Regions from separate parts of the Homo sapiens genome. Here region 1 is linked to region 2. Evidence: read pairs that join two places in POLR2A ChIA-PET (ENCODE). Cell type or tissue: HCT116. All regions are shown on one strand. Each heading gives the region's core, and the rest is flanking DNA. Links, peaks and the distances in the headings are about the cores only.

Region 1 (15,197 bases), core at 6,763-10,762, 320 kb after region 2:
AGACAGAGTCTCGCTGTGTGCACCACCAAGCCTGCCTAATTTTTGTATTTTAGTAGAGACAGGGTTTCACCATTTTGGCCAGCTGGTCTCAAACTCCTGGCCTCAAGTGATCTGCCCAGCTTGGCCTGCCAAAATGCTGGGATTACAGGCATGAGCCACCACGCCCGGCCCCGTTTGGGCAGATCTCTTGAGGCCGGGAGTTCGAGACCAGCCTAGCCAACATGGTGAAACCCTGTTTCTATTAAAAATACAAAAAAAAAATTAGCCGGGCATGGTGGTGGGCACCTGTAATCCCAGCTACTCAGGAGGCTGAGGCATGAGAATCACTCGAACCTGGGAGACAGAAGTTGCAGTGAGCCGAGATGGTGCCACTGCACTCCAGCCTGGGCGACAGAGCAAGACTGTCTCAAAAATAATAATAATAATAATAATAATAATAATACATTAAAAAAGAAAAAAATTCTGTAAAGTAAATAGATCTCTATTAAAACCTTGAAGGATACATGTTTATATTGTATGCTGGTAATATTGTTAATAATAGGCTCCTTTAATAATCTGGTTTTGTTTAATATTTGAGGGCAAGGAAGACTTGTGTTTCCCAATTTCTTCTATCAGTAATTCAGAAAGAGATAATCATTAGCTTAAATTTGACTTTAAGTAATGTATGAGACTTACTGGAGAGAGATTTTGGTTGGGGTAATGTGAATGATAGAGATGGCATATTCTCAGAATTTACCAGAGAAATTATAAGAGAGGTTTGTAAAACTTTTAAAAGTGACTGTATTTTGAAAAGATGTTTTCTTGTGTTTTATCATGTGGCTTTTTTTGGTAATGTGTTAAATTAAGTAGGAGAAAACACTTGATTTCTTTCTTTCGAAATCAAGATTTTGATACATTGTGTCATCTTAGTGCTGCCTGTTTTCAGATTAGCTAATTCGTTTTATTTCAGATGCAAATAGGGCTTCAGAAAAATTCATTATAATAATATTACCTTGTCTCTATTATTTACTATAATAAGCTGTATACTAAGAATAAGTATTTCACGCTGTATAGTATTGTCTCATGTAATCCTCAGAACAGCCCTAAGAGGTAAGCTAGCTTTATCCCTTTTTATAGGGGAGAAGCAGAGTTAAATCATGTGCCCAAAGTTCATACAATTAGTAAAAGCCTGGGATTATAATTGAACCCAGGATTGTTTCATTCTAGAAGTGCTCATAACTTTAGGTCTATATCAAAAAGATGGTCTCAGAGTTGAGTTTGAAATTAAAAAGCTTCCTCCTCTTGAAGAAAGGAGAAAAGACTAGAAGAAATCTAAGAAGGCTATATGATGAGTAATCTTTTAAAGTAAAGAAATACTGATCATATTCTTCCCAGAGCTGTATACAAATGGGGTGGGATGGCAGAAAGGGGATTAGAAGTTTAACTTCTAGGAATCTGAAGGAGTATGTGTAAGGAAAAGGGTACTTGTTTAATGTTAGTGGGAGTTATAAAATATGCCTTTAGGTGCCACTGTTCTGATTTCTTTTAAAAGAACTTTAATGTGAGTTGGAGGAGTGGGTGATATGCATTAAGAGCCTTAAGGATGTTCATTTCATTTCCCTCAGTAATTTCACTTCTGGGAATGTATCCTATGGAACTAATTAGAGATACCCACAAAAATGTGCTGACCAACATACTCATTGAAGCATTATTTATAATATGAAAAAACTGAAAACCTAAAACTTGAATATTAAGGTATGTGTTAAATTGTATATGGCTGCTGCATAGCCATTATAAATCATCTTCTTAAAAAATATTTAGGGTCTTGAGAAAACAGTGTATTATTAATTGAAAAAAGCAATATGTAATAGCAAAAACACAATGTTGTAATACCAATTTAGTATTTTTAAAAATATGTGTATAGCCAGGTGCGGTAGTGCATGCCTGTAGTTCCAGCTACTTGGGAGACTGAGGTAGGAGGATCGCTTGAGCCCAGGAGTCCTGGGCTGTAGTGCGCTATGCTGATTGGGTATCTTCACTAAGTTCAGCATCAATGTGGTGACCTCCTGGGGGTGGGGGACCGCCAGGTTGCCTAAGGAAGGGTGAACTGGCCCAGGTTAGAAACAGCAGGTTAAAACCCCATTGCTGATCAGTAGTGGGATCATGCCTGTGAATAGCCACTGCACTCCGGCGTGGACAATGTAGTGAGACCTTGCCTCTAAAAAGAAAAAAAAAATGTGCGTAAAGAATAATTGGAAGCAAAAAAAGTGGCTGTTTTTCCTACAGACGTTTTAAAAAATATATACATATACTTTGTTTATAATCAGGAAAAGTACTTACATTAAATTACTTACTATTTATAATAGCCTATCCAAATGAGCTGCTGAATCAACAAGCCAAAATATCCTTTCATGTGCTTTTTCTAGCATTGGTGTGTACTTCAGTTCCTCACCAGACTAATCTCTAAAGAGCACTATACGAGTTACTATAAATTGAACTGATGAGATTAGTTTGGATAGTGACTAATCAATAGTGAAGTACTTGTGCTGAGAAACTTGGGTAGAGTTTGTGATAAGACCCCATTCTGGGGGCATCAGGAAGGCACTCAGAGACAGACTTACTTACCCATTGTTAGCTTGACAGTTTCTCTGCAGCAGGCTCTTGATGCTTAAAAGTACTTGAGAAACTTGGTAGTTGTTGGCATAGAGCAGTGGACTGGGAGTCCTGTAATTAGGGTTTGGTTTCCTTGTTTACTATGAGCAATAGTGCTGTGGAGTCAAACCATTGGATCATGCTGCCTATTATCTGGAATTCTGGGAGGGTTGCTTTTAGAGGAAGATGATTTGCATGTCTGAAGAGCCAGGTCTACAGTGATGCTGGAGGTACTGTCTGTATTGTTTTTTATTCCTCATAAAATAATTATATATTAGACATCTACTTTATGTTTCTGGCCAAAGATATTCAAAACTAGCTAGCTATCTCCTACTTATTTTGGACATTTGTGTTCTAATTTTTGATCTTATAAGAGGGAGACTATCAAAACATTCTCAGTTGATACTATTGTTATTAATAAGGTATTATTTTCATATAGTGTAAAAATAAACATGTTTATAAATCTACCACCTTAGGGTCAAAACCTATTTGGAAAAAGAAATCACAGTGATGACAATAAATCTGAAAGTTATTGTGACATTGAAATAGCAATTTGTTTACCAAAAAGTGTGATATACAATCAGCAGGAATCATAGCACTGATACTCACATTTTACATCATAAATGTTTTAAAAATGACATTCTCAAATATTTTTATTGTTGAAAATCAGACATGGCAAGAATCTTAATTATGGCTAATCTGGACAAGACATTTAAATGATCATGAATTATGATGGGGCAAACGCTTCTAATTCATGCTAGCGATGTCAGTATTCCTCAGTCTCTTAAAATAAGTTATTTCATGTGATTAATAGATGAGAAAAGAATATTACATTTTCTTTTTATGCATTAAGAGTTTGGGGCAAAGCCAGGCACGGTGACCCATACCTATAATCCCAGCACTTTGGGAGGTCAAGGCAGGAGGATCATTTAAGGCTAGGAGTTTGAAACCAGCCTAGGCAATATGACAAAACCTTGTCTCTGCAAAAATACAAAAAGTAGCCAGGCGTAGTGTGCCTGTGGTCCCAGCTATTCGGGGGTTTGAGGCAGGAGGATCCCTTGATCCCAGGAGGTTGAGGCTGCAGTGAGCTATGATTGCACCACTGCCCTCCAGCCTGGGCAACAGAGCAAGACCTTGTCTCAAAAAAATTAAGAAGTGATTATCATATCCCACTGTTGGTCTTTTTAAGACTTTCATATTTCTCTTTACTATTCCTAAATGTACTTATCAACAAATTGGACAAATCTGAGTTGCACTGAAGTATCTCAGTGCCCTGGTGAAGCAGAGGTTCTCATTCTCAAAGTATTGTATTTTTAATTGCATATATGTGTTCATTGGCTATAAATTCAATCACTCCTAGTTTATCAGAGTAGGAGCAAATAAATGAGATGAGTTAATGTTGAGTTTGAAGTCATGGCTAACCTTAGTATTGATATCATACATGGAATGTGTTTGGTTGATGAACCTTCTTAGACCTAATTATCAGCTTCAACTACACTAACCCAGTAACCATAGCTATTCAGAACACAGTGAACAACCAGGCATTAAGATTTTTGGGGCCTGGCATGGTGGCTTGTGCCTGTAATCCCAACACTTTGGGAGGCTGAGGTGGGTGGAACTCCTGAGGTCAGGAGTTCGAGACCAGCCTGACCAACATAGTGAAACCCCATCTTTACTAAAAATACAAAATTAGCCAGGCATGGTGGTACATACCTGTAATCCCAGCTACTAGGGAGGCTGAGGCAGGAGAGTCGCTTGAACCCGGGAGGAGGAGATTGCAATGAGCTGAGATCATCGTGCCACTGCACTCTAGCCTGGGCAACAAGAGCGAAACTCCATCTCAAAAAAAAAAAAAAAAGGATTTTCTTTTTAAAAGTAGGCTTTTGTGTAGCCAAAATTATCACCAAAACCATGCACTTAAGAGTGTTTCACTCATAAAGAATATCCTTGGACTCTCATGCAGATGCAAAGCTTTGTTTATGGTTGCCTAGTTTATTGCAAATTAAAAGGCAGATACTGCTAAGGAAGTCAAGAAGTGACAGACCACAGAGGAAAAACAGTGAAATTAGAACCTAAAAATCAGAACTATAATTAAGTTATATTTAGTACTAAACAATTGTCTTTACACATCACAGTAGCCTCTGCGGTATCTCTGTAATATATGTAGCACAGCACAGTTTTTATTTTTGAAACAGTAACTGAGAAAATCTAAAGGTATGTGTGCTATTTCCTCCTTGCTCAGAAGGCAGGAAGGGATATAAATATATTTTAGAAAGATTGTTACTCAGGAGCATTATGATAAAAAGAAAATAAAAATGAACAGCTATGATGTTTGTCAGTATGAGATAGATTTATATGTTCTGACTTGGAAAGATGAATCTTAGAGGTATTATGTGGAAAAGCAAATTATGTACACTATGTATAACACAGTCCTTGGCTGGCAGTGGCTCATGCCTGTAATCCCAACACTTTAAAAAGCCAAGGTGGAGGATTGCTTGAGGCCAGGAGTTCAAGACTGGCCTGGGCGACATAGCAAGACCCCACCTCTACAAAAAATTAGTCAAGTATGGTGGCACACACCCATAGTCTCAGCTACTCCTGTAGCTGAGGCATGAGGATTATTTGAGCCTAGGTGACAGAGGAAGACCCTGTCTCTTAACAACAACAACAACAACAAAAAATCACAATCCCATTTTTGTTAAAAAGAAGATTAGTGAATACATAGAAGAAATCTGGACTGAGTGTAGTGGCTCATGCCTATAATCCCAGCACTAAAGGAGGCTGGGGCAAAAGTATCGCTTGAGGCCTGGAGTTCAAGACCAGCCTGGGCAACAAAGCAAAACCCTATCTTATTTAAAAAAAAAAAAAAGAAGAAGAAGAAATCATCTGGGTGACTCTTCTGCAAACTGTTAATAGTGGTTAAGTCTGGATGATGGGATTATATATGACTGTATTTTTTTTCTAAATTATGTATTTCTGTAATGTTTTTAATTTATAAAAATAAGCAGGTATGTCTTTCCTAATCGGAAGAAACAAAAGTAACAAAATAACCAGCTTAAGAAGGCAGAGAAGTATTTAATATATTTTAGAAAAATTTGGTCCTTGTTTAATGGGTAAGTGAATTTTAAACTTATATGGAATGTCTCCTACCTTGACAGTTTGGATAAATTATTTATCACTGTACATGAACATCAGGCACTCTTTATAACAGATACTCCAGTTGGGTGTCAATAACTCTTTTTTTCTGAATCCTGGTCAATTTCCCCCAGTCATTGAAATGAATTTATATACATATTGGGATTTGTGGCAAGCTTTTTGTTTCTTTAGCCTCATCCCCTAATTCTTTGAAAGTGTTATTTGCTTGTGATATATTACAAGTGGGAGATTCAATAATTTTCTCTTACAAGCAAATTTATTTTTGTTTTAAGATTTAGATTTTAAACCTACTGGCTGATATTTGAAAGCATAACCATGCTCCTCAGTCCCAGTGTATTGTTTGTAATTGGTCCAATTTATCTGATTCAGGTGCATTGTGGCCAGGTATGAAACCTGAAAGTGGTTTAATTCAGACTCCATCTCCAAGTCAACACAGTGTTCTTACCTGCACTACAGGGTTAACCACAAGCCAGCCAAGCCCAGCACATTATTCTTATCCCATTCAAGGTAAATAGGCATGGTTGTGTGTGTGTTTTAAAATTATTATTATTGTTTCTTGTTTTTAATCTACCTGTATCTCCAAACAAACAAATTGGATAATACAGGAGCTCTGTCTTCTAAAGTAGAAAGGGGGTGATACTTGGATTTGTGCATGCTTTTTGTGTTAGGCAAACCACAGCTTAGGAGTGTGGTTTATAAGTAGTTTAGCCTTTGAATGTGAGCTGCTTAATAGAATTGAAGCCTTCCCTTTTGCATGTTGGTGTCCAGAAAACGCCTTGATTTTGTTCTAGTCTATTTTCAGTGGCATTTTGTCCTATAAATGAGCAGAAGACTCCATGGGTTGGAATTTTGCTGACCTGTATGAATTGTCATAGCAGTATGTGAGGTGTGTGCTGCTTTTCTGCTGTGTCTTTTGTCACACTTATACCCCATTTACTACTTGATGAGAGCATTTCTCTTGCTCAAGAAGTTCATTCTTATTTCTCTTTCAGGATAAAAAGCATAGTATTAAAGCTTAAGCTCTAAACATCTTTACCTTCCAAGTTCTTCCTCTAACAGAGTTAGAATTATGACAGGACTATTAGGAAAGAAAACAAAAAACTCAAAAGGCACTATGGAGTTAATTGCCTATTCTTCCAAATCCAGGGCAGGCAATTTGTCATTGCTTCAGACTGGGACTAGTATCCTTGTACCTGGCTTCTCATCTGCCTCTTTTCTCCTGATATTTCCCAGCTTTTAAATTTTATTTCTTATAAAATAGATAGTAGAGGGATTAGTATGGGACCTCAAAAACCTATCTGAAGTACTCTTAATGTATAAACTTTGGTGATGAAAAAAAGTTTTAATATAGGTTAATTAGATTTTGATTTTCAGTTTTAACTGTTTTCAGAAATGTTTGAAAACTACTTCTCCTTGGTCTAGTGGAAACAGAACTGGTCTCTATGTTCTGAGACCTTACTCTGAGCTACCTTTACCTCCTGTTGTTTACCAAGTCTCCTCTTTTCTTCACTTGTTTCCTCTTCTTTTTTTTTTTTCTCCCCTTGTCCTCTCCCCCTTCTTTCTTTCTAAGATGGGAACAAACCAGGAGGGAGAAACTTGAAAGAATGGCTTTGCCTGTCTTCTCCACCACTCCCTTTCATTTTTATAGAGTATTTCTCTATGGTTTTTTGTTTTGTTTTGTGACAGAGTCTCACTCTGTTGCCCAGCTGGAATGCAGTGGCGCGATCATGGCTCACTGCAGCCTTCACCTTCCGGGCTAAAGTGATCCTCTCACCTCAGCCTCTCCAGTAGCTGGGACTGCAGGTGCACACCACCACACCCAGCTAATGTATTCTATATTTTTTTAGAGGTGGGATCTCACTATATTGCCCAGGCTGGTCTTGAACTCCTGGGCTCCAGCAATCCTCCCACCCCAGCTTCCCAAAGTGTTGAAATTATAGATGTGAGCCACCACACCTGGCCTAGTATTTCTCTATGTTGATAGGCCTTTTGGGTTCAACCACAGGTAAGTCTAGTTGCCAAGTCTCTTCTAAACAGGTATATCTGATAACTTACACCTAGGTTGTGAAAGAAGACCAAGGGTTCTCTTAATGCTCTACCAAAATGTAAAACCACCATTCCTCTGTAGTTATGTCTAGAATTTGAGGAATGTGATAGCTGTGCTTATTTCTCCCTTGTAAAACAAGAGGAATCACCTCTTTGGGGTCTGTTAGGACCCATTGCTTTAAGAGTCATGAGGCTGGGCGTGGTGGCTCACGCCTGTAATCCTAGCACTTTGGGAGGCCGAGGCAGGCGGATCACCTGAGGTTGGGAGTTGGAGACCAGCCTGACCAACATGGAGAAACCCCGTCTCTACTAAAAATACAAAAGTAGCCGGGTGTGGTGGCGCATGCCTGTATCCCAGCTACTCGGGAGGCCGAGGTATGAGAATCGCTTGAACCTGTGAGGCGGAGGTTGCAGTGAGCCGAGACTGTGCCATTGTACTCCAGCCTGAGCAACAAGAGTGAGACTCTGTCTCAAAAAAATAAATAGAAATTTAAAAAAATGGAAGAGTCATGAAAATATCCCTTAAACTTCACTAACCACCATTCTTATTTGTTATCTGTTAGAACATTTTTTCCTTTGGATTGGCTAACCCGGTTTCCTTCATTTTGCTATTAATGACAATTGCAGGTATTTATGAAGTGCTTACTGTGCTCTTGACATTTTTCTAAGCAGTGGATAGATGTTGCACACGTAATCCTCACAACAACCCAAACCTCATTTTAGAGAGGGAGAGCCTGAGGCACAGAAAAGCTAAGTAGCTTATCCATAGTCACAGTATTAGCAAATAATTAAGGCAGGACATTAGCTGGGCATTCTGACTCCAGAGCATGAGTACAATATTTATGCTTTTCAGTATTGAGGTCATAGTATCAATATCAACTCTCCCATAATTGAGAACCTTTGCTAACAAATATCTAAATTCACTTCTCCTCCCTTTTTGTGGTTAATCTATTGGCCCATTTTATTGTTCATTAGCACAGGGTAGAAATTAAGGCAGAAGTTAACCATTAAGTTATCAATTTTTGCCATTTATTCTGATGAAAAAATTGTTAGGAAAACAATGGGCTAAAATGAAACGTGGGTATTATTGGTATTAAATTACTTAAGTTCACCACTATCAATATTACTCTCCTCGCTCCTACTTTTCCCTTTCCTTTTAGCATGGATAGTGAATGTTAGCTATCCAGGGCTGTTTCTTTCCCCCTGCATAACTACCCAATTTTTTTAAGTGTTCAAAACACCCCAAGCATTCTGCAGTTGACAGCAGCCCATCCTCCCTGGGGGAGTTAGGGAAATTATCTCAAAAACCTAATCTGCTTCTGGCTTGATTAACTCTAAGCAGAACCTTTTCTTTAGTTTGTACTTCAGTGGTACCATAATGAGAAGAGACTGCCTTTGTTTGCTCATAAAAATGTTTTGAATGAGTAGATCTGACTTCTGTAGTATCATCCTTTTCCTAGAGTATCTTGTGACTATGTGGCCCTATCTTTGGTCATTTTCTTCAGCTGAGATGTTTTAATTGGTTAAATAATATTCAAGTGGCAAAATTAATTTCAGAAATTTCAAAATTAATTTTAATTATATATATATTTTGAGACTGAGTCTTGCTCTGTCGCCCAGGCTGGAGTGCAGTGGCATGCTCTCGGCTCACTACAACCTTTGCCTCCTGGGTTCAAGGGATTCTTGTGCCTCAGCCTCCCGTGTAGCTGGGATTAGAGGCACCCACCACCACGCCCAGCTAATTTTTGTATTTTTAGTAGAGACAGGGTTTCATCATGTTGGCCAGTCTGGTCTCGAATTCCTGACCTCAAGTGATCCACCTGCTTCGGCCTCCCAAAGTGCTGGGATTACAGGCATGAGCCACTGCGCCCAGCCTAATTCAATCTTTTAATGAGTGTCTTTGTACTCTAGTATCATTGGTAACACACAATAATCTATCTCTGACCAGGAGATTTTTAAAAAAATTTTTATTAATAGATGTTTTTGTTTGTTTGCTTGTTTGTTGTTTTTTGAGACGGAGTCTTGCTCTGTCACCCAGGCTGGAGTGCAGTGGCGTGATCTCAGCTTAATACAACCTCCACCTCCCGAGTTTAAGCGCATCTTCTGCCTCAGCCTCCTGAGTAGCTGGGATTACAGGCACATGCCACCATGCCTGACTAATTTTTGTATGTTTAGTAGAGATGGGGTTTCACCATGTTGGCCAGGCTGGTCTCAAACTCCTCACCTCAAGTGATCCGCCTGCCTCGGCTTCCCAAACTGTTGAGATGACAGGTGTGAGCCACCGCGCCTGGCCTAGACTTTATTTTTTATTAATAATTTTAGATTTACAGAAAAGTTGAGCAGACAGTACAGAGAGTTCCCATATATCCCTCCTCCTGCACAGTTTCCCATTATTAACATCTTACGTTAGTATATTACACTTGTTACAATTAGTGAACCAGTATTAGTATGTTATTATTAACTAAGTCCGTTGTTTATTCAGATTTCCTGTGTTTTTATATGATGTCCTTGTTCTGTTCCGGGATTCCATCCAGGATACCAAATTACATTTAGTTATGTCTCCTTAGGCTCTTCTAGACTTTGTAGTTTCTCAGGCTTTTCCTTGCTTTTAATGACCTTGACAGTTTTGAGGAGTACTGGTCCAGGTATATTTTAAGATGCCCCACTCTTAGAGAATTTATCTGATGTTTTTCTCATTATTACGCTGGGGTTATGGATTTTAAGGAGGAAGGTCACAAAGGCAAGGTGCCATACTATCATCATTATTTATGACTGTTGATGTTGACCTTGATTACCTAATTGAAGTAGTGTTTGTCAGTTTTCTCCATAAAGTTACTCTTTCCTCCCTTTCTGTACTGTATTCTTTAGATAGAATTCACTATGTACAGCCCACAGTTAAGGAATCATGCTGCCCCTTCTTTAGGGTAGAATATCTACATAATGTATTTGGAATTCTTCTGCCCAGATTTGTCTCTTCTCCCCAGTTTGTTGATTTATTCAGTCATTTTTTTGTGGACTCCTAGATATTTAATTTATACTTTGGGTTATAATCCAATACTACTTTATTTATTTTGTTCCAGTTTGGCCACTGGGAGCTCTTTCAGTTGGCTCCTATGCCTTTTGACATACTCCCATTTTTTTAGTTTTTGGTTTTCCCCCCCCCCCCCACCCAGCACTTTCTTACTTCCTGGCACTACAAGATGCTCCAGGCTCATCTTGTATATTACTTATTCAAGTCCTATTATCAACCATTTTTTTTAAGGAATCCTGGTTCCTTTTATTGGAAAAAATGGTATTCAAAACCAAGATTTGGGCTTCCAGCCTGGGCAACAAGGCAAAACCCCATCTCTACAAAAAATATAAAAATTAGCCAAGTGCAGTGGTGCGTGCCTGTAGTCCCAGCTACTTGGGGAGGCTGAGGTGGGAGGATCGCCTGAGCCTTAGGAGGTCGAGGCCTCAGTGAGCTGTGATCGCACCACTGAACTCCAGCCTGGGTAACAGAGTGAGACCCTGTCTCAAAAAAAAGATCTGAGCTTGAGGGGTGCTAATTGCTACTGAGGTGTCAGGTGACATTTATTTTAGGCTTTCTCAGCTGACAGAGCAAACAAATATATGTAGGTATACTAACCTATGTAAATACACATATCTATAAATATTTCTGTATGTCGTAATCTGTATCTGTGTTGAGTTAAACATGAATTCTTACTGATTTCTTGAGCTCTGATCCATTATTACATAGATCATTCTAAACCCTGTCCCTTATTGATCTGAAAATCTCCACTCCAGCAATGAGAATCTTTTAGGCCGGGCGCGGTGGCTCATACCTGTAATCCCAGCACTTTGGGAGGTGGATGCAGGCAGATCACGAGGTCAGGAGATCGAGACCATCCTGGCTAACATGGTGAAATCCTGTCTCTACTAAAAATACAAAAAATTATCTGGGTGTGGTGGTGGGTGCTTGTAGTCCCAGCTACTTGGGAGGCTGAGGCAGGAGAATGGTGTGAACCCAGGAGGCGGAGCTTGCAGTGAGTCGAGATCGCGCCACTGCACTCCAGCCTGGGCGACAGAGCGAGACTCTGTCTCAAAAAATAATAATCTTTTATTAGGAGATTTTTATTATTTTGATTTACTAAGCTCCTTGTGTGGAGCAGTGCTTGCACATAGTAGGCACTCAATAAATATTTGATAAAGGATTAAGTGAACGAATGACCCACTTAGGCAATCAGTTTTAACCAAAATATGTACAGCTTCTACTGGATCAGGAATTGTCAGTTATATTAGTCACATAATGAGAGTAAGTTTTAGGAACCCACCTGTCAGCCTTTAGCAGAAAATAATGATTTTAGGCTGGGCGCGGTGGCTCATGCCTGTAATCCCAGCACTTTGAGAGGCTGAGGTGGGCAGATCACTTGAGGTCAGGAGTTTGAGACCAGCCTGACCAACATGGTGAAACCCCGTTTCTACTAAAAATACAAAAATTAGTTGGGAGTAGTGTCAGGCACCTGTAATCCCAGCTACTCGGGGAGGCTGAGGCACGAGAATCGCCTGAACCAGGGAGGCAGAGGTTGCAGTGAGCCAAGATCATACCACTGCACTCCAGCCGGGGTGACAGAGTGAGAGTGCATCTAAAAAAAAAAAAAGAAGAATGATTTTGCCCTTCACACTTAGTGCACACAAGATAGATGTATATGAATCCCACAAATATTTATTGACCATCACCTGCTGTATGTCAGGTGCTTTGCTAGATGCTGGAGATTATAAGACAGCAGGATTCTGCCTTTTTGGAGCTTACAGACTAGTGGGGTGCGGGGGAGAAAACAAGTGAGTAAATACATAACAGATTTTGAACAGTGCTCTGAAAAAAAAATTGATCACTGTGATTAAGAAAACAGAAAAGGTCTTGGTTTTAATAGGTCAAAAAGACCCTCTTTGAGGAAGTGAGTCATGCTGAGGAGCCATCATGCTGGGAAGGCAAGGGGGTTGGAGAGAACAGTCTAGGCAGAGAGAACAATATTGCAAAAGTCCTCAAATGATAAAGAGCTTGTCCGGTTTTGAGTAACTTAAAGAAAGACAGTGTGAGCAAAGGAGGTGAAGTGACATGATCTAAAATTAGAGAGGTGGGTAAAAACTAAATCTTGCACAAACTTTTATGTGCCATTAATGCTTGAATTAAACTTTTAACTTTGTAGCACTATCACTTGGTGCAGCTGTGCCACTTACCATTCTGTAACCGTGGTCTTCTGTTCAAAGCTTTATCTGTATATTGTCTGTTTTAAGCGGACATCTAGTGGGGCCTGGTTCTCAAAAGTGGTGTCTTTCAAGTTTTTGCAGCTCCATTGTCAAAACAGGAGTGAAGGCTGTCCAAAAACAGTTGACCATGCCATTAGCATTTGGAGAGCTAGCAGCCTTTAGATACATAATAATAGGAGCCAGCACTTGAGTTTTATTTGATTCTCTAAATTTGTAGTTTTTGTTGCATAGTTCATTGTTGCTGCTTTTGTTTTTAAACCTGCAATTGAATATTATTTTTATTCACACACACACACACACACACACACACACACACACACACACACACACACGATGATCTGTATTTTTTTAAAAGTGCCTGGCTTTTTAGTCATAGCTGTATGTGGGGTAGGGCAGGCAGTGGTTGTATACATTTTTAGGCGAGTTTGCCTTGGGTTCTATGGTGGTTATAAGAGCCTAAAAAAATTACTTAATTATTGACTAACTTCCCTCACTAGAATTTAAACTCCTTGAGGGCCAGGACTTTGTCTTACTATTTTATCCTTCAGTGGCTGAAATGGTTTCTAGGCACATAGTTGACCCTGATATACTTAATGGGTTTGCTGAATGAATGAGTGGCACATGTTAGAAATAATTTGGCTTAGTTGGAGAAAAAAGTGTTATTAAGCCCTATGAACTTTCTGGGTCAGCAGACCAAGTTCCCCTATAATAAAAGCCAACTATTGCTCAGAGAAATTTGTGATTTTAATACAGTACTTGTTAAAAACTCAGAGTTATCAACTAGCTAATCAAGCCATTAAACTTTCTAGCCGGGATATAATAAGAGTTTATGGCTAGTTGTTTTTAAGGTCTACCATTTTACCTCCAGTACAATTCATTAAGTGGTTTGAAAATTGTTAGATTTGTAAAACCACCTTGTCAATCAGAGTACATTTTCCCCCATAGAGATCAGATATGACTGAGTTGTACCTCCCACCATTATTAAGTTATGGAGAAGTAGCCGGGCGTGGTGGCTCATGCCTGTAATCCCAGCACTTTGGGAGGCTGAGGTGGGTGGATCACCTGAGGTCAGGTGTTCAAGACCACCCTGACCAACATGGTGAAACCCATCTCTACTAAAAAAAATGCAGCATTAGCCGGGCTTGGTGGTGCATGTCTGTAATCTCAGCTACCTGGGAAACTGAGGCAGGAGGATTCTTGAACCCGGGAGGCGGAGGTTGCAGTGAGCCGAGACTACCATTGCACTCTAGCCTGGGCAACAAGAGTGATACTCATCTCAAAAAAAAGAAAAAAAGGATATGGAGAAGGTAGGACAGAATTAAAGATCAATAGGTGAAAAAGAGGATTGTATGCCAGGACCAGGGCCAGAAGAAAACTGAACTAAAAATGGACTTGCTGGGGAAGATAAATGATTAAATCAATTCTTTATTTTATTTCCCACCTTAAATCACCTGTGTTCAGTTTTATTGCAGGCCTGCCTAGGATAATGTACTGATAACAAAATCTGGAAACCATTCAAAATTCTTTTCCTACAAGAATGGTTAAAACCATTTACAGAGTCAGTTACCCTGTATATTGTCATGTTTTGATGCTTCCTCTTAGGAAAAAGGATGGCTTAAGCCACAGTAGGAAAGAAGGTGAATATTGGTTGAAAGAAAATACCTTCTGTAAAGCTATAAAACCTATTTCATTTAGTTGTTATGTTTAGGAAAGTAAGCCCTTAAGAGTCCTTTAGTTCCCCTGAAGCAAAACGTGCTATAGAAAATAAAGTTACTCTGGATAGTTAGGAAATTTGTTTTTGTTTTTGTTGTTTTAATTTTTTTTAATTTATTTTTTGAGACTGAGTCACTCTGTCGCCCAGGCTGGAGTGCAGTGGCGCGATCTCAGCTCACTGCAACCTCTGCCTCCCGAGTTTAAGTGATTCTCCTGCCTCAGCCTCCTGCATAGCTGGGATTACAGGTGCACACCATCACACCTGGTTAATTTTTGTATTTTTAGTGGAGATGGGGTTTCATCATGTTGGCTAGGCTGGTCTCAAACTCTTGACCTCAGGTGATCCACCCACTTCAGGCTCCCAAAGTGCTGGGGTTACAGGCGTGAGCCACCACGCACCT
Region 2 (15,197 bases), core at 6,646-10,645:
GCCAGATGAGGTGGCTCATGCTTGTAATCCCAGAATTTGGGGAGGCTGAGGAGGGAGGATCGCTGGAGCCCAGGAGTTCGAAACCAGCTTGGTCAACAAAGCCAGACCCTGTCTCTACAGAAAAATTTAAATACTAGTTGGCATGGTGGCATGCACCTGTAGTTCCAACTACTCGAGAGGCTGAAGTGGAAGGATTGCTTGGGCCCAGTTTCCTAATATCACATGATACCCAATTATTATTCACAGTTCCATAATTGCCTCAAAAATGTATTTTTTTTTTCGAGACAGAGTTTAGCTCTTATTGCTCAGGCTGGAGTACAATGGGAAGATCTCGGCTCACCGCAACCTCTGCCTCCCGGGTTCAAGCGATTCTCCTGCCTCAGCCTCCCAAGTAGTAGTAGCTGGGATTACAGGCATGTGCCACCATCCCCAGCTAATTTTTTGTATCTTTAGTAGAGATGGGGTTTCTCAATGTTGGTCAGGCTGGTCTTGAACTCCCAGCCTCAGGAGGTAGAGGCTACAGTAAGCCATGATCACACCACTGCACTCCAGCCTGGGCCAGAGAGTAGGACCCTGTCTCAACCCTCTTCCGCAAAAACATACAAAGAAACAAAACTCATAGCCGGGCGCGGTGGCTCACACCTGTAATCCCAGCACTTTGGGAGGCCGAGGTGGGCAGATCACCTGAGGTCAGGAGTTCGAGACCAGCCTCAACATGGAGAAACCCCATCTCTACTAAAAATACAAAAAATTAGCTGGGCGTGGTGGTGCATGCCTGTAATCCCAGCTACTCGGGAGGCTGAGGCAGGAAAATTGTTTGAACCTGGGAGGCGGAGGTTGCGGGGAGCCGAGATCGTGCCATTGCACTCCAGCCTGGGCAACAAGAGCAAAACTCTGTCTCAAAAAAAAAAAAAGAAACAAAACTTATAAAAAAGCGATATGAACAAAAATTAAATTATGCATAATCCCACTACCTATTAACCATTTTTGTATCTCTTTCTAGTAGACACATGTGTCACTATGTTGCCCAGGCTGGTTTTGAACTCCTTGGGCTCAAGTGATCCTCTTGCCTCAGCCTCCCAAGTAGCTGGGATTATATGCATGATACATTAAGTTTTTCTACAATAACACTTTAAATAGTTGCATGGTTTTCGCTATGTAAATTGTTTCCTATCATTACTGTAGGATATATTGATTCCTTCTAAATTTTTTTATTATTGTTTTATTTTTGAGACAGGGTCTCACTGTTGTCCAGGCTGGAGTGCAGTGGCATGATCTCGGCTCACTGCAACCTCTTCCTAGGCTCAAGAGATCCTCCTACCTCAGCCTCCCAAGTAGCTGGGACTACAGGCACATACCACCATGCCTGGCTATTTTTTGTAATTTTTGGGTAGAGACAGGGTTTTGCTATGTTGCCCAGGCTGGTCTCAAACTCCTGGGCTCAAGCAATCCACTCACCTCAGCCTTTCAAAATGCTGGGATTATAGACATGAGCCACCACATCTGGCCTTTTTTTTTTTGTACAGATGGGGCCTTGCTATGTTGCTGGCCTTGAATTCCTGGGCTGAAGCTATCCTCCTAACTTAGCCTCCCAAAGTGCTGGGATCACAGGTGTGAACCACCGTGCCTGGCCTGCAGCTTTAATTAATTAATTTACTTATTTATTTAAGAGTGAGACAAAGTCTCACTCTGTTGCCCGGGCTGGAGTGCAGTGGCACCATCGTGGCTCACTGCAACCTCCACCTCCCGGGTTCAAGCGATTTCTGGCTAATTTTTGTATTTTTAGTAGAGACTGGGTTTCACTGTGCTGGCCAGGCTGGTCTTGAACTCCTGACCTGAAGTGATCCGCCCTCCTCGGCCTCCCAAAGTGCTAAGATTACAGGTGTGAGCCAAGGCGCCTGGCCTGCAGCTTTAATTTAAATTCTAGAAGTTGAGGAGATGGCTGGGCTCAAGTCACAAAGAAAGCATCTCCAATTTGGGGGCTAAGTGGAGTTGTTTAAAAATGGAAACTGCTATGGGAAGCATGCAGGAGTGATGCAGGGTACAGGCTTGTATGTGTCTTTCCAATGACTATGTTGAGTTATTGTCCACCTGGAGTGCTGGCTGGCTGGCCCCATTTCAGCTGCAGCGGGACTGTTGATTAACCTCACTGAGGTAATCTCATGGGGAAGAATTCAGCGCTGGGTCTCCATGCCTGGTTAGTTTCAAGATCAGCCCCTGGAATGAACTTTTTTCTTTTTTTTTTTTTTTTTGAGATGGAGTCTCGCTCTGTTGCCCAGGCTGGAGTGCAGTGGCATGATCTCAGCTCACTGTAACCTCTGCCTCCTGGGTTCAAGCGATTCTCCTGCCTCAACCTCATGAGTAGCTGGGATTACAGGTGCCCGCCACCACCACGCCTGGCTAATTTTTGTATTTTTAGTAGAGACAGGGTTTCACCATGTTGGTCAGGCTGGTCTTGAACTCCTGACCTTGTGATCCACCCACCTTGGCCTCCCAAAGTGCTGGGATTACAGGCATGAGCCACTGCACCCGGTCAGCCCCTGGAATTTCTAAATGAACATATACTCAGATAGGTGTGCATGGTACAACAAAGTGTCAGGTGGGAAAGGGAGGGAAGATAATTCTAAAATAGGTTTCAAGGCTACATCTTAAAATTAAGAAGGAAGGCCAGGTGCAGTGGCTCATACCTATAATCCCAGCACTTTGGGAGGCCGAGGTGGGTGGATCACCTGAGGTCAGGAGTTTGAGACGAGCATGGCCAACATGGTGAAACCCCGTCACTACTAAAAATACAAAAATTAACCAGGCATGGTAGTGGCTGCCTGTAATCCCAGTTACTCGGGAGGCTAAGGCAGGAGAATCACTTGAACCTGGGAGGCACAGGTTGCAGTGAGCAGAGATCACGCTATTGCACTCTAGCCTGGGCAACAAGATCGAAATGCGGTCTCAAAAAAAAAAAAAAAAAAAGATTAAGAAGGAAAGGAGGAGAAAAAAACAAAATACATTTTAAGGCTGAGATACTCAGTTAAAATAATAATAATTTTAATGGCTGCATAATATTCCATCAAATGGGTTTGCCAAAATTTATTTAACTGCTTCTCTCTCTTTTTTTTTGTTTTTGTTTTTTTTGAGACGGAGTCTCACTCTGTCGCCCAGGCTGGAGTGCAGTGGCATGATCTCGGCTCACTGCAACTTCTGCTCCCCAGGTTTAAGCAATTCTCTGCCTCAGCCTCCTGAGTAGCTGGGATTACAGGCACGTGCCACCATGCCCAGCTAATTTTTTGTATTTTTAGTAGAGACGGGGTTTCACCATCTTGGCCAGGCTGGTCTTGAACTCCTGACCTTGTGATCCACCCACCTTGGCCTCCCAAAGTGCTGGGATTACAGGTGTGAGCCACCGCGCCCGGCCAAATGCTTCTCTGTTTCAAGATTTTTATTACTAAGAAATATAAGTGGCTGGGCGTGGTGGCTCAGGCCTGTAATCCCAGCACTTTTTGGGAGGCCGAAGCGGGCGGATCACCTGAGGTAGGAGTTGAAGACCAGCCTCGCCAACGTGGTGAAACCTGGTCTCTACTAAAAATACAGAAAAATTAGCTGGGCGTGGTGGCAGGCACCTGTAATCCAAGCTACTCAGGAGGCTGAGGCAAGAGAATTACTTGAACCCGGGACGTGGAGATTGCAGGGAGCCGAGATCACGCCACTGCCCTTCAGCCTGGGCAACAAAAGCGAAACTGCATCTAAAAAAACAAAAAAAAACCCCATTTTAGGGCCAGGCATGGTGGCTTATGCCTATAATCCTAGCATTTTGGAAGGCTGAGGTGGGAGGATCACTTGAGGCCAGGGTTCAAGATCAGCCTGGCCAACCTAGCAAGAGTAATGGGTATACTTTTTTTCTTCAAGAAATACCATACCTAAAATAGTACCGTAAACCTATTTTGAAATCAATTTGTTTGACATCTCCCCAACCCACCCCAAAAATCCAATGATTACTTGAACAATGCTAAAGTGTTCATTTATCAAAATAAATACTTTGAAGGAAACTACTTATTTAAATGTTTATCTTCTGATATATTTGTTTGTTTTTCTAAATTAGTCTTGTCAGTTCATATTCATACCACGGAGGACAAACACAGAAACAATTATAGTCAACTTGACGAAAGGCCAGTGTGATGACTCACATCCTGTCTCTGCCTCTAGAGTTAAATGTTGGTTCTTTATCCTTGGGCCCCATATTTGATCTGTCAAGAAACTGTTGGCTGGGAACTCCTGAGGTCAGGAGTTCGAGACCAGCCTGGCCAACATAGGGAAACCCCATCTCTACTAAAAATACAAAAAATTAGCTGGCCATGGTGGCTGGCGCATGTAATCCCAGCTACTTGGGAGGCTGAGGCAGGAGAATCGCTTGAACCTGGGAGGCAGAGGTTGCAGTGAGCCGAGATCGCACCACTGCACTCCAGCCTGGGTGACAGTGCAAGACTCCGTCTCAAAAAAAAAAAAAAAGAAACTGTCATTGCCTAAAAGCATCCTGGGGATCCTTTCTCATTTGAAAAAAGAGGAGATCACTTTTCAAAGGAGATGGAGAAGGCTGACTCCTCCTTCACACTCATATACTGGCCACAGGGGCTAACAAGCATGGCACAGGCAAGGTGGAAAATCCCAGACATCCTTACTCCCCTACTAAAGCAACACTCTTTCTCTGTTTTATGTTTTCTTTGTGTGTGTTGTTGTTGTTATTGTTTGAAATGGAGTCTCACTCTGTTACCCATGCTAGAGTGCAGTGGCGACATCTTGGCTCACTGCAACCTCAACCTACTGAGCCCAGGTGATTCTCCCACCTCAGCCTCCCGAGTAGCTGGGATTACAGGTGTGTACCACCATGCCCCCCTAATTTTTGTATTTTTTTGTAGAGACAGGGTCTTGCTACGTTGCTCAGGCTGGTCTCAAACTCCTGACCTCAAATGATCCATCTGCCTTGGCCTTCCAAAGTGCTGGGATTACAGGTGTGAGCCACTTATTAACGTTTTGAAATATTTACTTTCATACCATTATATCTATGTACATGTACTATAAAAAAGTAGCATATTAACATACTATTTTAAAGCTTTTCTTACAATAATTACAATTTATATGTATATAATGTTTACTCTAGGCCAGGTACTATCCCAAATGTTATTACATATAATAACTCATTTAAACCCCATGATAACACTATAAAGAAGGCACTATTAGTATCCCATTTAATGATAAGGACACTAAGGCAGAGGAGTTAAGTAATTTACCTTAGGCCACACAGTTAATAAGTTAACTATCTGGGATATTTTTCCATTAAATTCATTTCTACAAATTCTTTTTGTATAGCTGTATCTTATTATATGGATGTGCAGTTTCATTTAATTATTCCATTCCCTTTTATTAGACATCAAGATTATTTCCGCTAAGCATGGTGGTGCACGCCTATAACCCCAGCACTTTGGGAGTCTGAGGAGGGAGGATTGTTTGAGCCCTGGAGGTCAAGGCTGCAGTGAGCCATGTTGGCACCACTGTATTCTAGCCTGGGCAACAGAGCGAGACCCTGTCTCAAAAAAATAAATAAATAAAAAATGGAAAATTATTTCCATTTTTTGCTAAATCACACACATCACTAAGATAAGCATCCTTATACTAAACCTTTGTGAAAATTCTTAATTATTTTCTTAGGCTAAATGAGCTTAAGAAGAGTTGGCATTGATTTTTATTTCCTCCAAAAATGTACTCCTTTCTCCATGTTCTCCGTGACCTTAAATGTTGTAAATTTTAACATTTTTGCCTAGAGCAACTTTTTTTTTTTCTGTGACGGAGTCTCGCTCTGTTGCCCAGGCTGGAGTGCAGTGGCGCCATCTCGGCTCACTGCAAGCTCCGCCTCCTGGGTTCACGCCATTCTCCTGCCTCAGTTTCCCGAGTAGCTGGGACTACAGGCACCTGCAACCATGCCCGGCTAATTTTTTGTATTTTTATTAGAGGCAGGGTTTCACCGTGTTAGCCAGGACGGTCTCAATCTCCTGACCTTGTGATCCACCTGCCTTGGCCTCCCAAAGTGCTGGGATTACAGGTGTGAGCCACCGCACCCGGCTACCTAGAGCAACTTTTTAAAATTTGTTTTTTCAGTTCTGAGAAATAAATTAGAGTACTAAAGCGTGAATGGCTTCTTCAGAGTGAAAAAGCCACAGCTGGCCAGGCACAGTGGCTCACACCTGTAATCCTAGCACTTTGGGAGGCCAAAGCAGGCAGATCGCTTGAGCCCAGGAGTTCAAGACCAGCCTGGCCAACGAGGCGAAACCCTGTCTAAAAATTTTATCTAAAAATACAAAATATTTAGCTGAGCATGGTGGTACATTCCCAGCTACTTGGGAAGCTGAGGTATGAGAATCGCTTGAGGCACGAGAATTGCTTGGGAGGCAGAGGTTGCAGTGAGCCGAGATTGTGCCACTACTCTCCAGCCTGGGTGACAGAGTGAGACTCTGTCTCAAAAATAAAATAAAATAAAATAAAATAAAAAAATAAGCCAGGCATGGTGGCTCACGCCTGTAATTCCAGCACTTTGGGAGGCCGAGGGGGGTGGATCACCTGAGATCAGTGGTTTGAGACCAGCCTGGCCAACATGGTGAAACCCTGTCTCTACTAAAAATACAAAAAAATTAGCTGGGTGTGGTGGCGCATGCCTGTAATCCCAGCTACTTGGGAGGCTGAGGCAGGAGAATCGCTTGAATCTGGGAGGTGGAGGTTGCAATCAGCTGAGATTGCGCCACTGCACTCCAGCCTGGGCAACAGAGAGAGACTCTGTCTCAAAAAAAAAAAAAAAAAAAAGGAGAAAGCCATGGTCAAAAAGCTACCCCCTTTCCACAATTTCCTCCTGCTTACTACAGATGCTGAGCCTCATGGCGTACATACCACCTCATTGAAGAGGAATGTTAACCTGGGACAAACCAGCTTACACAGGCAAGATTCTTTTGGTCTCCAAGTCAGCATTCACAAGTTCACTCACTCATTCACTCAACAAATATTTGAAAGGTCAATTATATGAGTAGTACTAAGCTAGGTAGGGGTTATGGGGTTCATAGAAATAAAAAGTATTTAGAACACTGCTAAATAAAACATTTAACACAGTGCCTGGCATAAATATTTATTTATTGATCAATTATTATGTCCCAGGCACTGTGCTAAATGAGTAGATTATCTCATTTAATCTCTACAACAATCTCTAGGAACAGTCTATGATCATATGCATTTTGCAGACAAGAAAACTAAGGCTTACGGAGGTTTACCCAGCTTGAACAACATACATGCAGTGGAGTTTAGATTTAAACCTAAGATTCCAAAGTTTGTGCTCTTAATCATTATGCTATACTACAAAACACAGCTCCTCTCCTTAGGAAGCATACAGTCTTGCTAATAATACTAAAATTGGGCCGGGCATGGTGGCTCATGCCTGTAATCCCAGCACTTTGAGAGGCCAAGGTGAGCAGATCACTTGAGGTTGGGAGTTCGAGACCAGCCTGACCAACATGGAGAAAGCCCGTCTCTACTAAAAATACAAAATTAGCCAGGCATGGTGGTGCATGCCTGTAATCCCAGCTACTCGGGAGGCTGAGGCAGGAGAATCCCTTGAACCTGGGAGGTGGAGGTTGCAGTGAGCCAAGATAATGCCATTGCACTCCAACCTGGGCAACAAGAGTGAAATTCCATCTCAAAAGACAAAAATTAAAAATAAAAAATAATAAAGTCAGATAGTAATATGAAAAAAAAGGCCGGGCACGGTGGCTCACGCCTGTAATCTCAGCACTTTGGGAGGCCAAGGCGGGTGGATCACAAGGTCAGGAGATCGAGACCATCCTGGCTAACAAGGTGAAACCCCACCTCTACTAAAAATACAAAAAATTAGCCGGGCATGGTGGCAGGCTCCCAGCTACTCGGGAGGCTGAGGCAGGAGAATGGCGTGAACCCGGTAGGCAGAGGTTGCAGTGAGCCGAGATCGCGCCACTGCACTCCAGCGTGGGTGACAGAGTGAGACTCCATCTCGAAAAAAAAAAAAAAAAAAGAAAAAAAATAAAGAGGCTGGGTGCGGTGGCTCATGCCTGTAATCCCAGAACTTTGGGAGGCTGGGACAAGTGGATTGCTTGAGGTCAGGAGTTCGAGGCCAGCCTGGCCAACACAGTGAAACCCCAACTCTACTAAAAATATAAAAATTAGCTGGGCATGGTAGTACACGCCTGTAATCCCAGCTACTTGGGGGGCTGAGGCAGGAGAATCGCTTGAACCCGGGAGGCGGAGGTTGTAGTGAGTCCAGATGGTGCCACTGCACTCCAGCCTGGGCAAGAGAGTGAGACTCTGTCTCAATAAAAAAGAAAAAAAAAAGATAAAGGGATAGAGAGTAGAGAATGACAGAGAATGAGTTTGCTACTTAATTCTGGATGGTCAGGGAAGCTTCTCTGACATTTTAGCAGAGACCTAAAAGGTGAAGAAAGCCAGCCACACTGAATTCTGGGCAGGAAATGTTCCATGAAAAGATGTTGGTTCTCTTCCAAATTAATCAATACATATTCAATGAAATTCCAATAAAATTCCAGTAGTAATGTTGAGAATCTACAACTTACTCTAAAATGAATATGAAAGAATAAAGGCCTATGAAAACCCAGTCTATATTTGTGTTGTTGTTGAGACAGGGTCTCAATGTGTCACCCAGGCTGGAATGTAGTGATCTCATCACAGCTCACTGCAACCTCAACCGCCCAAGCTCCAGAGATCCTCCTACCTCAGCCTCCCACATAGCTGGAACCACAGGTGCATGCCATCACACCTGGCTAATTCAAAAAAAATTTTTTTGGAGAGATAAGTTCTTGCTATGTTGCCCAGGCTGGTCTTGAATTCCTGGCCTCAAGTGATCCTCTTGCCCCGGCCTCCCAAAGTACTAGGATTATAAGCATGAGCCATCATGCCTGGATGCTAGATCTATTTTCTTTTCTTTATTATTATTTTTTGAAATATTACTACACTATAAGTCTATTTTAGAGGACAAAAAGGTAAGGGTACCTGCCCTATTGGTAGAAATGGCTCTACTATAAAGCCATAACAATAAAAACATTGTGTTGCGGGCACTGAAACAAAGAAATAAAAAATGAAATAGAATGGAGAGCTTAAAAATAAAGTATATACGAGGAAACCTAATATGTAACAACGGTAGCATCAGAAAGCACTGAAAATTGTTTTTCAGATGGTGGTAGAAAAACTAATTCACTGCAAGGAGAAGAAAGCTGGATTTTTACTTGAAACCACCTAGAAGATAGACTCCAGATGGATTAAAGACCTAAATGTGAAAGTTAAAACTATAAAGCTAAGAAGGAAAATCTGTTCCCTAAGGGTAAATGAAGACTTCCTACACAAAATTCTATGCCGGGCGCTGTGGCTCATGCCTCTAATCCTAGCACTTTGGGAGACTGAGGCGGGAGGATTGCCTGAGCTCAGGAGTTCGAGACCAGCCTGATCAACATAGTAAAACCCTGTCTCTACTAAAAGTAAAAAAATTTAACTGGGCGTGGTGGCATGCACGTATAGTCCCAGCTACTCAGGAGGCTGAGGCATGAGAATTGCTTGAACCCGGGAGGCAGAGGTTGCAGTGAGCTGAGATCCTACCACTTCACTCCAGCCTGGGCAAAAGAGTAAGACTCTGTCTCAAAAAGAAAAACTAAGGAACAAGATTCCAAACCATAATATAGTCAAAATTTAGGATCTCTGCTTAATTAATGACATCACAGATAAAGTTAACAGAAAGGTGACAGACTGAGAGAAGATATTTGCAATGTTTTAAGCAAAGGATTAATATCTAGAATATACAAAGGTTCTGCAGATCAATACCATTGAAAATAAAATATAAAAAATGGGCAAAGAATATAGATACCTTAGTTTCACATACTAAAAAAGTCTATATACTGTTACATACAAAGAAAGAAATGAAAAGATTCAAATGTAATTATAACCAGAGACAAGCAAATCAAAACAACCAAGAGCTGCCATTTTACATCCATCAAACTGGAAAAAACTAGAAAGACGGGTCATGCCACATCACACCAACTGGTGAGGATGTGGCTATGAGTTCTTGTTCACTAGCAATAGGAAAGTAAATGTTACAGACATTCTGAAAAGTAACCTGCAATAGTTGGCAAATGTGAGCATGCTCATAGCTATACAGCCCAGGGGATTTTTTTTTCTTTTTTTTTTTTGAGACAGAGTTTTGCTCTTGTTACCCAGGCTGGAGTGCAATGGAGTGATCTCGGCTCACCGCAGCCTCTGCCTCCAGGGTTCAAGCGATTCTCCTGCTTCAGCCTCCTGAGTAGCTGGGATTACAGGCATGCGCCACCACATCTGGCTAACTGCATTTTTAGCAGAAACGGGGTTTCTCCATGTTAGTCAGGCTGATCTCGAACTCCCGACCTCAGGTAATCTGCCCACCTCGGCCTCCCAAAGTGCTGGGATTACAGGAGTGAGCCACTGAGCCCAGTCTTTTTTTTTTTTTTGAGATGAGGTCTCTTTCTGTTGCCCAGGTTGGAGTGCAGTGGCGCAATCTCAGCTCACTGCAGCCTCCGCCTCCACCTCCCAGATTCAAGCAATTCTCCCACCTCAGCCTCTCGAGTAGCTTGGATTACAGGGGCATGCCACATGCCCGGCAATTTTTTGCATCTTTAGTAGATATAGGGTTTCACCATGGTGGCCAGGCTGGTCTTGAACTTCTGACCTCAGTTGATCCACCCACCTCGGCCGCCTGAAGTGCTGGGATTACAGGCATGAGCCACCGCGCCCAGTCATCCAGGGGAATTTTTATAACAATCTACGAATTTGCTTATTTTAGCATTTTTTATGGTAGTGAAGAGTTGCAGGCAATCTCAGGTGTTTTTGTTTTTGTTTTTGTTTTTTTTGAGACAGAGTCTCGCTTTATCGGCCAGGCTGGATTGCAGTGGCACAATCTCAGCTCACTGCAACCTGTCTCCTGGGCTCAAGCAATTCTCCTGCCTCAGTCTCCTAAAGAGCTGGGATTACAGGCGTGTGCCACCATGCCCAGCTAATTTTTATATTTTTAGTGGAGATGGGGTTTCACCATGTTGGCCAGGCTGGTCTCAAACTCCTGACAGGTAATCTGCCTGCCTCGGCCTCCCAAAGTGCTGGGATTACAGACATGAGCCACTGTGCCCAGCCAGGTTTGTTTTCTATTGTTGTTGTTGTTTTTAATAGATACAGGGTCTCGCTGTCCCTGAGGCTGGAGTGCAATGACACCATAATAGCTCTGCAGCCTCAACCTCCTGGGCTCAAATGATCTTCCTGCCTCAGCCTCCCAAGTGGCTAGGACTACAGGCCTGTGCCACCATGCCAAGCTTAAAAAAATTTTTTTTTTAGAGATGGGGTCTCACTATGTTGTCCAGGCTGGTCTCAAATTCCTGGCCTCAGGCAATCCTTTCACCTGAGCTTCCCAAAGTGCTGGGATTATAGGCATGAACTACGCACCCAGCAGCAATCTAGGTTTCTATGATATAAAGGGACTAAATGAATAAAACATGGTGGATACACAGTGATTACGTGTCTAGATTGTGGAGATGATCTGCCTGATTTGAAATTCAGGCTCCACCACTTACTAGTTCTGACTTTGGACAACAGAAAAAAGAAATTTGAAGTTGGTTGTAGTGGCTCATGCCTGTAATCCCACCATTTTGGGAGGCCAAGGCAGGCGGACTGTTTGAGCCCAGAAATTTTAGACCAGCCTGGGCAACGTGGTGAAACCCTATCTCTACAAAAAAATGCAATAATTAGCCAGGTGTGGTGGTGCATGCCTGTAGTCCCAGCTACCTGGGAAGCTGAGGTTGGAAGACCACCTGAGCCTGGGATGTCGAGGCTGCAGTGAGCTGTGATTGTGCCACTGCGCTCCAGTCTAGGCAACAGAGTGAGAAGACTATCTGAAAAAAAAAAAAAAATTGAGAAACCTCTCTGTATAACCTCATCTATAAAATGGAAATAATAACAACTCACAACCCTCATACAGTTGTTATGAGAAGTACATGAGTTGAAACATTTAAAGTACCTGTCATGGCTGGGTGCGATGGCTCAAGTCTGTAATTCCAGCACTGTGGGAGGCCAAGGCAGGTGGATCACCCAAGGTCAGGAGATCAAGACCATCCTGGCTAACATGGTGAAACCTCATCTCTACTAAAAATACAAAAATTAGCTGGGCATGGTGGTGGCCGCCTGTAATCCCAGCTACTCGGGAGGCTGAGGCAGGAGAATCGCTTGAACCCGGGAGGCAGAGGTTGCAGTGAGCTGCGATTGCATCATTGCACTCCAGCCTGGCAACAAGAGCAAAACTCCCTCTCAAAAAAAAAAAAAAAAAATCAAAATTAGCTGGGCGTGGTAGCACATGCCTGTAATCCTAGCTATCCAGGAGGCTGAGGTAGGGGCATCGCTTGAACCCGGGAGAAGGAGGTTGCAGTGAGCCGAGATGGCACCACTGCACTCCACCCTGGGTGACAGAGCAAGACTCTGTCTCAAAAAATAAATGAATTAATAAATAATAAAAATAAAGTACCTGTCATGGAGCAAACACTATTTAAACACTAATACTTTTATTAGTATGAAAGCATATGCAAGTTGGAAGTTATGAGTTAGATTTACATAGAGTAACAAGTACATATCAGGCCAGGCACAGTGGCTCATGTCTGTAATCCCAGCATTTTGGGAGGCTGAGGCAGGCAGATCACTTGAGTTCAGAAGTTCGAGACCAGCCTGGCCAACATGGTGAAACCCCCTCTCTACTAAAAATACAAAAATTAGCTGGAAATCACCTGAACCCAGGAGGCGGAGGTTGCAGTGAGCTGAGATCATGCCATTGCACTCCAGCCTGGGCGACAGAGCAAGACTCTGTCTCAAAAAAATAAATAAATAAAAGCTCTATTGTTACACAGCTTATAAAAGCAAAAAAAATGGGATCAAACTGAAAATCATAGAGGATTCAATTAGATAACTTATAGCAAATCCATATGATGAAATAGAAATAGCAATTATAATTGTCAATATTTAAATACCAGCTCTGCCAATCAGTAGCTGTATAGCTCAGGGAAAGTTAATTAATCTATATGTACCAGTTCTCCTGTTTACAAAACGGGTTTAACATACCTGAAGCACTTAGGATAGCACTGACACATAACAGGAACTCAATAAACTAGCTTTAAAAAGAAAAAAATTTTGGCCGGGTGCGGTGGCTCATGCCTGTAATCCCAGTACTTTGGTGAGGCTGAGGTAGGGAGTTCGAGACTAGCCTGACCAACATGGTGAAACACCGTTTCCTTCTTCTTTTTTTTTTTTTTTGAGACGGAGTCTTGCTCTGTCGCCCAGGCTGTACTGCAGTGACGCGATCTCAGCTCGCTGTAAGCTCCGCCTCCCGGGTTCAAGCAATTCTCCTGCCTCAGCCTCCCGAGTAGCTGGGACTATAGGCGGCCGCCACCACGCCCGGCTAATTTTTGTATTTTTAGTGGAGACGGGGTTTCACCGTGTTAGCCAGGATGGTCTTGATCTCCTGACCTCATGATCTGCCCACCTCGGCCTCCCAAAATGCTGGGATTACAGGCGTGAGCAACGCGCCCTGCCCGAAACACCGTTTCTTAAAAACACAATGCCACTGCACTCCAGCGTGGACAACAGTGAGACCCTTTCTCGAAAATAAAAAATATAATACAAAAAATTAAGGCCGGGCGCGGTGGCTGACGCCTGTAATCCCAGCACTTTGGGAGGCCGAGCGGGGCGGATCACGAGGTCAGGAGATTGAGACCATCCTGGCTAACACTGTGAAACCCCGTCTCTACTAAAAATACAAAAAATTAGCCGGGCGTGGTGGCGGGCGCCTGTGGTCCCAGCTACTCGGGAGGCTGAGGCAGAAGAATGGCGTGAACCCGGGTGGCGGAGCTTGCAGTGAGCCGTGAGTGCGCCACTGTACTCCATCTCAAAAAAAAAAAAAATTAGCCGGGCATGGTGGCCCATGCCTGTAATCCCAGCTACTTGGGAAGCTGAGGCAGGAGAATCACTTGGACCTGGGAGGTGGAGGTTGCAGTGAGCTGAGATCATCGCAGTACTGCACTCCAGCCTGGGCAACAAGAGCGAAACTCTGTCTCAAAAAAAAAAAAAAATTTTTTTTAACAAAAGGGGAGTGTAGACAAATGTCCTGGAAAGATGTTAATGATAGATGAATGGGAAAAAAGGGTTATAAACCAGTATATATGGAATCTTTTTATAAAATAAACACATTTCATATACATAAATTTATAAAAAAATAAAGACTAGATGGATATATACCAAAATAGAACTAGTACTTCTCTTTGGATAATAGGTGTTATTTTCTATCTGTACTATATTTTAAAAGTTTTCAACAATAAATATGCTACTTTTATGAAAGGTGAAAACTCTCATCCTCATCTCTGCCACAATTAAAACTAGGAACTGTCATTTTTTTTGCTTCAACTGGTAATGAATCTACCCCAAATTTACAGGGTAAGGGAATAAAGAATCAGAATTACACAGACATGTCTCTTCATTGGCTTTATTACCATGTAACACAAGCTCACAGCCTCTAATGTTACCAACCTTATACACAAATGGCCAAACAAGAAATTGTCCTTTCCAAAAGATAATTTATTCTGGTTTCCCCTCTTCATTTTTATTTTTTTTTGAGACGGAGTTTCGCTCTTCTCACCCAGGCTGGAGTGCAATGGCGTCATCTCTGGTCACTGCAACCTTCACCTCCTGGGTTCAAGCGATTCTCCAGCCTCAGCCTCCCAAGTAGCTGGGATTACAAGCGCCTGCTACCATGCCCGGCTAAATTTTGTATTTTTCGTAGAGATGGGGTTTCACCATTTGGCCAGGCTGGTCTCAAACTCCTGACCTTGGGTGATCCACCTACCTCAGCCTCCCAAAGTGCTGGGATTAGAGGTGTGAGCCACTGCGCTTGGCCCGGTTTCCCCTCTTAATACAGTGGGATTAGATAGATTCTCCGTGACATCCTGAGCCTTTAATATAGAAAGGCTGTCATGAAAGTGAAATCGCCACATGAGGAGAACAGTGCAAAGAACCAATTAATTCTCACCATCCTCTCCCTGAAGGAAGAATGCCTGCCTGGCAATGGTGAAATGGGA

Evidence for each region. Peaks named below come from ENCODE experiments on the same cell type or tissue, not always from the same donor. Only the 100,000 strongest peaks of a DNase experiment are listed, where the experiment ranks them.
Region 1: POLR2A ChIA-PET joins it to region 2 with 7 read pairs; 2 of 35 experiments call an interaction of 5 or more read pairs at or near these places.

The regions. Positions count from the first base shown.
Region 1 is chr1:28,018,886-28,034,082 of GRCh38, reverse strand. EYA3 (EYA transcriptional coactivator and phosphatase 3) reads left to right here. Exons shown (of 18, transcript NM_001990.4): 7 at 6,157-6,294. It also overlaps the pseudogene RN7SL559P. Among named protein-coding and RNA genes, the nearest start is that of EYA3, 62 kb to the left of the region's middle. In HCT116, for the core only: no CTCF peak of the experiment used is centred there; no DNase peak of the experiment used is centred there.
Region 2 is chr1:28,335,360-28,350,556 of GRCh38, reverse strand. MED18 (mediator complex subunit 18) reads right to left here. Exons shown (of 3, transcript NM_017638.3): 3 at 14,592-15,197. Among named protein-coding and RNA genes, the nearest start is that of MED18, 14 kb to the right of the region's middle. In HCT116, for the core only: no CTCF peak of the experiment used is centred there; a DNase peak (open chromatin) is centred at 8,789.